2 separate regions of the Homo sapiens genome follow, and region 2 is linked to region 1. The links are chromatin loops, found by intact Hi-C in ENCODE. Cell type or tissue: dorsolateral prefrontal cortex. All regions are shown on one strand. Each heading gives the region's core, and the rest is flanking DNA. Links, peaks and the distances in the headings are about the cores only.

Region 1 (5,370 bases), core at 88-5,087:
TCCCCAAGAGCTGCCTGGCACCCTTCATTTCAGACTCCGAAGAAAAAGAAGGTCCCCTTCTAGTGGGGTTGAAGCCCCAGGTTCACAGCAGTTCTCAGCATGGTGCCCCAGCAGACTGGCCTGGGTATCGGGAGACACACTGCAATGATCTGTCACTTAAAACACTTGTGGAGTGACAGTGTTGGAAAACTGCTTACCTTTTTAAAAAATGTTTTACTTTTAAATAACTAAGTAAATAGGCTGGACACAGTGGCTCCTGCCTGTAATCCCAGCACTTTGGGAAGCCGAGGCTGGCGGATCACCTGAGGTCGGGAGTTCAAGACCAGCCTGGCCAACATGGTAAACCCCATCTCTACTAAAAATACAAAAATTAGCCAAGTGTACTGGCGGACACTTGTAATCCCAGCTACTCAGGAGGCTGAGGCAGGAGAACTGCTTGAACCTGGGAGGCGGAGGTTGCAGTGAGCTAAGATCATGCCATTGCACTCCAACCTGGGCGAAAGAGTGAGACTCTGTCTCAAAAAAAAAAAAAAAAAGAAAAAAAAATTAAGTAAATAGTACGCTGCTCACAGATATAAAATGGTGCAGCCACTTTAGAAACAGTTTGACATTTTCCCAAAAAGTTAAACACAGAGTTACCATATGACCCAGCAATTTCACTCCTAGGCATCTATTCCAGAGAATTAAAAACATATGTCCCCAAAAAAATCTATGCAGGAACGTAACAGTTTATTTGTAATAGCCAAAAAGTGGAAACAACCCAAATGTCCATCAACAGATGAATAAACAAAATGTGGCCTATCCACAAAAGGGAGTATTATCCAGCCATAAAAAGGAATGAAGGGCTGGGCAGGGTGGCTCCCCTGAGGTCAAGAGTTCGAGACCAGCCTGGCCAAGATGGTAAAACCCCATCTCTACTAAAAATATAAAAACATTAGCCAGGCGTGGTGGTGTGCGCCTATAATCCCAGCTATTTGGGAGGCTGAGGCAGGAGAATAGCTTGAACCTGGGAGGCAGAGGTTGCAGTGAGCCAAGATTGCACCATTGTACTCCAGCCTGGGTGAGAGAGAGAGACTCCTTCTCAAAAATAAAAAAAAGGAATGAAGCACTGATACTTATTACACCGCGGATGAACCTTGAAGACATGATGCTCAGTGAAAGAAGCCAGACACAAAAGGCTATGTATTTTGTGATTCCATCCATATGAAATGTCCAAAACAGGCAAATCCACAGAGACAGAAAGTACTTTAATGGTTACCTTGGACTAGAGGGATGGGGAATCGAAGGTGACGCCTAATGGGTACCTTTCTGGGGTGATGGAAACGTTCTGGAATTAGACTGTGGTAATGGTTGCGCAACCCTGTGAATATACTAAAAACCACCGACTCATACGCTTTAACATGAACGTTATGATATATTAACTATATCTAGATAAACAAAACAGAAAAATAAATAAATACATTAGGCCGGGCACAGTGACTTCACCTGTAATCCCAGCACTTTGGGAGGCCAAGGCGGGTGGGCCACCTGAGGTCAGGAGTTCAAGACCAGCCTGGCCAACATGGTGAAACCCCATCTCTACTGAAAATACAAAAAATTAGCCGAGCGTGGTGGCGGGCACCTGTAATCTCAGCTACTTGGGAGGTTGAGGCAGGATAATTGCTTGAACCCGGGAGATGGAGGTTGCAGTGAGCCGAGATTGCACCACTGCACTCCAGACTGCAAGACAGAGCGAGACTGTGTCTCAAAAAAAACAAACAAAAACCATTAAAACCATCCAGATCTTTCTTCCTCCTCTACACACCTTCCTGGGTGAAATCAGAGAGAATTAAAGCCAGGACATCAGGCCCAGGAGTGTGTGGTGCCCGTGAACATTATCTATCACTCAGTCTGTATCACAGCAGAATCACGGACCACAGCCTGGACCTTGGGGTCTCCAAAGTCCAGCTGACCTAAATTCTTTTTATTTTTATATTAGAGATGGGGTTTCTCTCTGTTCCCCAGGTTGGAGTGCAGTGGCATGATCATAGCTCACTGCAGCTTTAAACTCCTGGGTGCTAGGGATCCTCCTGCCTTAGCCTCCCAAGCAGCTGGGACTACAGATGCATGCCACCATGCCAGGCTAATTTTTTTTGTTTTCATTGTTGTAGAGATGAGGCCTCACTATGTTGCCCAGGCTGGTCTCAAACTCCTGGGCTCAAGCAATCCTCCTGCCTTGGCCTACCAAAGTGCTGGAATTACAAACCCGAGCCACCATGCCCGGACTCTGACCCAAAATTCTAATCATGGCCATTTAGTAAAACCATGAGCCAAATATACTAGCTTGTATACCAGGCCACCATTTGGTACAATGTATAGACTGCCCTATTTTAAAGGACTAGAGTCCGGGCAACTACCATTTATAGACAGCGCCTCTCCCCAACCCTATGGGCAGGAATTCTAAGTGCCACAGGTCCAGGGATGAGCTGGCAGTCCAGGGGTGAAGAGCTGGCACATGGAGTCCACCACAAAGCCCTTTGGCATCCACGCTGCAACCACCCTTCAAAACAGTCCTGTGTGTGTGAGGTCAGACTCCTCTCTCCCCATTTACAGATGAGAGAACAGAGGCTCAGAAGAGAGCAGCAACCTATCTAAGCCTCCTTCTTTCAGGTGGCAAACTTAAGATTGGAACCCAAGTCATCTGAAGATCAAATAAAACAATATTGCCCTGTGTACCAGGGGAGATCAAGCACAGGGTGGGCTCCTGTCCCCAGTTCAGGGCTTGCCCAGCCCTGGTTCTCAGATCCGGCCCCAGAGGTCATGCCAAATCGTCATTTATGACACTTTCTGTTAGCGAACACAAGGCTTCCTTGTATGGAGCTGCTGGCAGCCAGAGGCTCTGCTTCTTTCAGACAAGTTTTAATTAGAAGAGAGCATGGTGAATTGGGGAAAGCTGACACTCCCCACTGCAGCTTTGAAAGGGAATATTTGGATTAGAGCAAGATGTCTAAGAGGTTTCAGTTTGTTTTGCAAGACCAGACCGTTTTCATTAACCCTGTATTTTCGGGTTTAACATTTTAACTCCAAATCTCATTGCATAGGATGCTGCTTCAGAAACTAACACCAAATGCTTGATTGGCAGGAAACTTTAGAAATGGGGTCAAGGCAGCTAGGCGCGGTGGCTCATGCCTGTAATCCCATCATTTTGGGAGGCCAAGGCAGGTGGATCACCTGAGGTCAGGAGTTTGAGACCAGTCTAGCCAACACGGTGAAATCCCGTCTCTACCAAAAATACAAAAATTAGCTGGGCGTGGTGGCGGCCGCTTGTAATCCCAGCTACTCAGGAGGCTGCAGCAGAAGAATCGCTTGAGCCCAGGAGGCGGAGGTTGCAGTGAGCTGAGATCGTGCCATTGCACTTCAGCCTGAGGGACGAGAGCGGAAATCCGTCTCAAAAAAAGAAAAAGAAATGGGGTCAAGGCCAGCTCATAAAAGGGAAGGAAGTCAGTTCCCTACATGAACACATTAGTTAGGTCTGCAATTGCCTGGTCTGTACAACCTGAATTCATGACTTCTGCACTTTCAGCACTTGTGAGCCTCTCTAATTGTGGGTCAGGTATGTTATTTTTGCAACTAAGCAAGACAATCAAGCTTGAAGGATATGCTAACTCTTGTGAAAGCAGGGAAAACCTGTCAAACCAACAGGGCACACACCCTGGGACAAGCCATTCTTTCAGCAGCAAGACAGAACATGGCTCAAACCTCTCGAATCTGAGACTGAAAAGGTTGGATAAATACATATGTGCATTCTTGCAGAGGACAGAGGCTTCTGCAACCCGACCAGCTGGGATCAGAACGAGGCCATTTCAAAAGCTTACCTTCTCGTTTCCTGTAGATTCCGGCTAATGGTTTCCCCTGGCATTTGACTTCGTGATGTGTAACTGAGTTCTCTTCCTGAAGGGGGAAACGCATTCCAGAGCATTTGTTCGGGCTCATGTAGGAATAGATCTTTGACTGCCCGGTAAATACGTTCTCCTAAAAAGACAAAAGCATATTCTGAAAGAGGCTTGAAGAAGAAGATCCTAGAGCATTCACGAGGAGGAGGAATACAAAAGATGAAAATCAGACAACACCGTTTTTCAAAAACTGGGCTACCAGGGGATGCCAGCCCCCATTGTCTCAGGAGAGCACTGGCAGGTTTAGAATCCCAGGTCCAGTGAAACGTTTCCTAAACGCGCTGGTCTCTAAATCACTAAGGGGACAGCTGGCCAGCAGGAGAGTCGGCTGCAACCCAAGGTCTATATAGGAAGAAGACAGCCTACCCGCAACAGGGAGGTCAAAAGGACCTGGGCATGTGAAGAGCTAGGCTATCTTTAGGAGTTCACTGCCCTGGCAGGAGCCGCAGGGACTCAGCACAGAAACACGCCCCGGGGAACCTGATTAACCACTTGGTGCTGAGGGCGGCTGGAGGGCCTGTCAGCACAGCCAGAGCCCCATGAGCGCCGGAGCCTGACCCCTCTCAAATCACTGCAGCCCCGCAGCCTCCAGGGCTGCGACGGGAGGACTTCTCTCAGGGTGACTGGGGAATCTGGGAAGAGCAGGAGCCACAGCCAGCGCATTCGGGGCGGCCACTTTGTCGCAAGCCGCACCTGGGCGTCAGTAAGAGAGTGGACGGGGCGGTGGGGCGGTTCAGGTCACTGCGGGCGCCTCTGGGCGTGGGGCCCCTCCTCTGAGTAAGTACAGACGGAGGAGGGCGTCCCCAGAAGCAACGCCGGGCCCTCGCCGCCTCGGGGACCATTCAACACCGAGGCGGTGAGACCCGTGACCTCTCCGAGGGGCCCGCGCAGGCCCCGCACAGCCTGGGACCGCGGCCACCTCCGGGGAAGTAGGGTCTTGGGCTGCGGAGACGCCACGAAGGCGCAGTCAAACTTTTCCGAGGTCAAACACCGCCAGGCTCATGGCGGAGCCGTGTGGGCGCCACTCCCAGCCAGGCGGCAGCAAAGGAAGCGGCCCGGCCGGGCGCCCCGGGCGGGTACCCGGGGTCGCCCATGTGCTCGCGGCCCCGGCCCGGCGGGCGCGCCGCAGGGGTGCGGGGAGGGTGCCTGCTTACCCCGTCGGTGCGGGGCCTCCCCGGGCCCCTCCGCTCCACCATCTCCGGGCCCGGGGCCGTCGCTGCCACCGCCGCCGCCGCCGCCGCCGCCTCCACCGCGCGGGGCTTGGACATCTTCCTGCCTGGAGAAGGGGACCCGGGGGAAGCGGGGGAGGGGGCGCTCAGGGCGCGGCGGGGCGGGGAGCGGGGCCGCCCGGGCCGGGCGCCGCGACGGCGCCTCCCGCCGCAGCCATATTTCGAGGCCCCGGCTCTGGTGAGCCGCCCGCGCAGCCGGGAGGGCCGGG
Region 2 (5,370 bases), core at 319-5,318, 87 kb before region 1:
TCAGGCTTGTAATCCCAGCACTTTGGGAGGCCGAGGCGAGTGGATCAGCTGAGGTCGGGAGTTTGAGACCAGCCTGACCAATACGGAGAAACCCCATCTCCACTAAAAATACAAAAATCAGCCGGGCGTGGTGGCACACACCTGTAATCCCAGCTACTTGGGAGGCTGAGGCAGGAGAATCGCTTGAACCTGGGAGACAGAGGTTGCAGTGAGCCAAGATCGTGCCATTGCACTCCAGTTTGGGCAACAAGAGTGAAACTCCGCCTCAAAAAAAAAAAAAAGAAAACAAATTTGGCTAAGGAACTAAAAGTTCCAACTTGCCACAGCGTGGGGCTCAGCTGGATCCAGGCCTTGTTTCCTCCACCCCTGGCTTGGTTTTCCTCTGTGGGCTCCATTCTTGGGTGTCCAGTCCAGCCTGAGGATGGCAGCATGGCAGCCCTTGGCTCAGGTTTCATTTTCTTTCTTTCTTTTTTTTTTTTTTTGAGAGGGAGTCTCACTCCATTGCCGAGGCTGGAGTGCAGTGGCACAATCTCAGCTCACTGCAGCCTCCACCTCCCGGGTTCAAGCAGTTCTCTCCTGTCTCAGCCTCCCGAGTAGCTGGGATTAGAGGCATCTGCCTCTACGCCCGGCTAAGTTTTGTAATTTTAGTAGAGACGGAGTTTCACCATGTTGGCCAGGCTGGTCTCTAACTCCTGACTTCAGGTGATCCACCCGCCTCGGCCTCCCAAAGTGCTGGGATTACAGGCGTGAGCCACCGCGCCCGGCCAGGTTTCATTTTCTTCTGTCTGAAACTCCAGTGCAGAGTCTCTGTTCCCAAGATTTCCATCAGTCACAGAAATGAGTCCCATTGGCTCCAGCTGGGTCACATGACTATCCCTAACCCAATCACAGGACAGCACATTGATCGTCCGGGTCTGTGACTCCTCACCCTTGACGCTCAGAGCACTTTTACCTCCATCCAGTTCAAGTGGCCTGAAAGTAGGGGAAGGGATGGGTCCCCAAGCAATATCAGAGTGCTAGATAGACAGAAATACGGGGTGCCCACGGTAGCCTCACGTTGGGAGGAGGAAGCCCTTCAGTCTTGATTCTCTGCAGTACTTAGTGCCCAGGAAGGGTTTCTCATGCAGTGCTTGGTAGGAAATGGGACTGGCTTTGCTTAAACTCCAACTCACTCGCCAGCCCCACTCCTATGTGAGGATGAGCAGAATCTATCTTGTATGCTTTGATAGCTACAGCTTTGAGTTTCAGGCCTGGAGAAACTGCAAGAAGCTTCATGAGCCCAGATAGTCTCTGCATGGGCTGAGGGAGGGGGAGATCAAGAGACTTGTGTTCTGCATCCTTCAGCCATTTGTTCCCAGGTCGTTAAGAATTAGCCTTTCAGGCCGGGCACGGTGGCTCAACCTGTAATCCCAGCACTTTGGGAGGCTGAGGCAGGTGGATCACAAGGTCAGGAGTTCGAGACCAGTGTGGCCTACATGGTGAAACCCCCATCTCTACTAAAAATACAAAAAAATTAGCCAGGTGTGGTGGTGGGCACCTGTAATCCCAGCTACTCAGGAGACTGAGGCAGGAAAATTGCTTGAACTCCAGAGGCGGAGGTTGCAGTGAGCCGAGATCACACCACTGCATTCGAGCCTGGACAACAGAGCGATACCCCATTTAAAAAAAAAAAAAAAAAAAAAGAATCAGCCTTTCTAGCACCTTCACTTTCACTTCCAATGTACTGCATTCAGAGCCTCCAGCACCCACGGTCATATGTAATTCTAAAAATTCCTTCCAGAGCCGAGTTTTTCTAACTGTAATTTTCTACTCTGGGCCCCTTTCTCTAAACAGACAATTAAGTTGGCTTTGCAAATTTCGTATTGGGTGAAATCCAGAGGAAAGTTATCAGAATTAGCCAACGAATCTTTCCACTAGTTCTTCTGCCCACACCTGAATAGGCTGTGGTGTCTGTCCTTCTTTTCCAGATTGTTCCAGAAAGGACGCTGGGGCCCTGTTTTCAGAGCTCTTCCCCACTTAGGTTGGCTTCTGGTTGCTCAGGAAAGTGTGGGGCTCTGAGCCGGGCAGGGACAGACTCAGAGAAAGACGAGAGAGCGAGACCAGAACCTCCCAGCCACAGGGTGCGGGTGACCAGTCCCGTGGCAGCCCCACTTGCTGGGGGATAACTGGGAGAGCAAACTGGCACAAAGGGCTTTTGACCAGTGCAGGCAGGACACTGGTCGCCTTTGTCCACCTCTACTGCTGGTTGGAAGCTGTACCAGAGCAGCCTGTGAGCCCAGAGGCTGGGAGGGGCCTGGGCAGGGACAGATCTTCCCTGGGCTGGCGCAGGGAATGACAGTTTCTGAGGCGGTTCTGAGCGTCCTTCCATCCTTCATTCCTCCTGCACCTACCTGGTCTGCTGGGTCTCTTCCGTCCTTCCTCCAGGGAGTATTAGCCATGCGGTCTGCTCAGGGCGGCTCTTCAGCTCTGCTTCCCACTGTTAACTGGTTTTTCCCACCCCTCCTCCTGCAGCAATTCACAGTCGCCAAGGAGTGTTCAGGGGCTTCGGCAGCTTAGAGTACTTGAACTAAAGTATCTTCCATCCTGTCAGGGACCCAGAGCTGGGATAATTATCCCCATTTCTCAGATGAGGGAACTGAGGCCCAGAGAAGCCCACTGACATTTAGATCAAACTGCTGGGAAGGCTGTCTTCAGATTTGAACCCATTCCTTTTCTGCTCCCACCCCCGCCACCATTTTCCCGCTCCCCTCCCCGAGTCTCTGGTGGTGGCCCCTTGTCTGCACAGTGCATCATGAGTCACAGGCGTCAGACTTCACATTTCTAGACTGAACCGGACAAGGGAACTGTTTTGCTGCCAGTCAAAACAGTGTGCCCGGAAGATGTTCCAAGAATAGTTTGTGATTGAGCAGCTGCTGTCCAGAGAGGCCAGGCTGGCACTGCCCAGGAAGGTCACGAGGGAGTGCTGGAGTGACTTCAGCCTCGTCCCCAGTGAACACCAGGCACCAGTGCCCCCTTTTGCGTGGTCCCTGTCTCTCAGTCATGGTCCCATGGACGCACACACAGTTGCCTTTTGCAGGGCGGGGGCTAGGGGCTGATCAGGAGATAAGAAGACAGGTGGGTATAGAGGGGGGACCGGGGAAGCAGGGGATGAGAACTGGCCTCGAGGACTGGAAAGGTTGGCTTTGGAGTGGGTGGCCACCCAGGTGTCCAGGGGTAGCAATGACAGTGCATTCTATCCCTGTCCTCCCACCCACCACCCCCCTCGCTCCAGCCCAGGAATAGCTTCTTCACAGCCGCCCATTACACTGCCTGAAATGCCACTGGTAGAACTTCATTTGGTTTGAGTCTTCCAGAAATATTTGGCGGGGAGCGGGGAGTTAAAACCAGCTACAGGATATTCAAGACAAACTTCGGGCCAAAACAAGTCAATCTTTTTATGGAAATAGCTGTACCTCTAGAGGAGATGGCTTCCGCAGGGCAGCCCCTGGAATAGTAAGGGAAGGGGCCATCCGCTCAGTGAGCACAGCAAGACACAGACAGGGCCAGGCGCGGTGGTTCATGCCTGTAATCCCAACACTTTGGGAGGCCGAGGTGGGGGGATCGCTTGAGGCCAGGAGTTTGAGATGAGCCTGGGCAACATAGCAAGACCCTATCTCGAGGAAAAAAATTTTTTTTAATTGGCCGGGCATGGTGGCACATGCTTGTAGTCCCAGCTACTAGGGAAGCTGAGGCAGGAAGATCACTTGAGCCCAGGAGGTCGCGGCTGCAGTGGGCCCAGATTGCACCACTGCACTCCAGCTGAGCAGCAAAGCGAGACCTGTCTCTGAAAAAAAAAAAAAAAAAAAAAAAAAAAGACATACAGATGGAGTAACTCAGTCAGAACACTCCAGGTGTCCCAGGCCCCCGAGCATTGGTCACCCCCTGAAAAGGCCCTAAATGAAGTCCAGCATTCCCAGTGGCAAACATCTCTTGAGGCAAAATGTCCCCCGTGTTTGAGGCCACTTCCCACACAATGACTGTATCTTTGTGGGCACCCTCTTTGGGTGTCCTGGCAAAGGTGGGTACAAAATGGTGTTGCTTGGAGCCCCTGGAAAGCTAACTGTGTCCGGTAGTCTGGCCTCTGGGGCCCATTCACTTAGCAGAAGGCATCTCATCTTCTCCATGTCATTGTGAGAAACCATCCAGGAGGTTCTGCAAAGACACCAACTCCTGGCCAGGCGTGGTGGTTCACTCCAGCACTTTGGGAGGCCAAGGCGGGTGGATCACTTGATGCCAGGAGTTCAAGACCAACCTGGCCAACACAGGGAAACCCCGTCTCTACTAAAAATACAAAAATTAGCCCAGCAGGGTGGTGCACGCCTGTAGTCCCAGCTACTGGGGAGGCTGAGGCAGGAGAATCACTTGAACCCAGGAGGTGGAGGTTGCAGTGAGCAGAGATTGTGCCACTACACTGCAGCCTGGGTGGCAAAGCGAGACTGTCTCAAAAAAAAAAAAAAAAAAAAAGAAAGAAAGAAAGAAAAGATACCAACTCCTAACTCCTAGCTACTCTGTGAAGCACATCAAAGGTAATCCAAACACCTGGAACATCGCCAAACCTCATTTGAGACAATTATTTTATCTTTATCCAACCAACTTTTTAAAAAAATTATAGCTTTTCAAAATAAGCTCTAGTGGCATGGTTGGAGTTTCATCTTCATTTCCTCTGCCCAGCTGAGAAACAGATGAGCATTTACTTACCGTGGGCTTAGACCAGAATATCTGATGATTCTGCAGCCTCTGCCTCAGCCCTCGTCCTGCCTGGCCCCTCTGCTTCAGTCTCTCCTGGTTCTCGCCTGGCGCTTAGGGTCATGGCGCCTGCAGCTCATCGCAGTTGGGGAGGACACTGAAAGGCCCCCTTGCCAGGGCATCACCACCACCTCCCACAGCGTATTTTGCCTTCTTCGTTCCCCACACACAGCCCTACATTTTAGCCCTGGGGAGCCACTCTGTCATCCCTCGTTGGCTGTCATATACTGCATCAGTTTCTAGAACTGCTGTAACAAAATACTGCAGACTCAGGGGCTTCAATAACAGTCAGGTATTGTCTCCCACTTCCGGAGGCCAGAAGGCCACGATAAAGGCGTCAGCAGGGTCAGCTCCTTCTTCGGACTGTAAGGGAGAATCTGCCCCACACCTCTCTCCATTTCTGGTGGCTGCTGGGGGTCTTTGGCAGTCCTTGGCCTGCAGAAGCCTCACCTCAGTATCCACTTCCACCTTCCTCACATGCCATCTCTGTCCAGATGTCCCCCTTTTATAAGGATACCAGTCATATTGGATTAGAACCCACCCTACTCCAGCATAACCTCATCTTAACTAGTTACATTTGTAAGG

The links. Peaks named below come from ENCODE experiments on the same cell type or tissue, not always from the same donor. Only the 100,000 strongest peaks of a DNase experiment are listed, where the experiment ranks them.
Region 2: a loop joins it to region 1, with 3.0 times the contacts of the local background. A loop is called at or near these places in 10 of 110 quality-filtered maps.

What each region holds. Positions count from the first base shown.
Region 1 is chr12:123,389,271-123,394,640 of GRCh38, reverse strand. KMT5A (lysine methyltransferase 5A) reads right to left here. Exons shown (of 8, transcript NM_020382.7): 2 at 5,087-5,208; 3 at 3,855-4,011. Among named protein-coding and RNA genes, the nearest start is that of KMT5A, 7.8 kb to the right of the region's middle. RefSeq lists a silencer at 4,978-5,087. In dorsolateral prefrontal cortex, for the core only: no CTCF peak of the experiment used is centred there; a DNase peak (open chromatin) is centred at 2,835; H3K4me3 peaks cover 3,369 bases; H3K27ac peaks cover 4,642 bases.
Region 2 is chr12:123,476,471-123,481,840 of GRCh38, reverse strand. All of the region lies in intron 6 of RILPL1 (Rab interacting lysosomal protein like 1), which reads left to right. Among named protein-coding and RNA genes, the nearest start is that of SNRNP35, 21 kb to the right of the region's middle. In dorsolateral prefrontal cortex, for the core only: no CTCF peak of the experiment used is centred there; DNase peaks (open chromatin) are centred at 838, 2,210, 2,950 and 3,479; H3K4me3 peaks cover 2,769 bases; H3K27ac peaks cover 5,000 bases.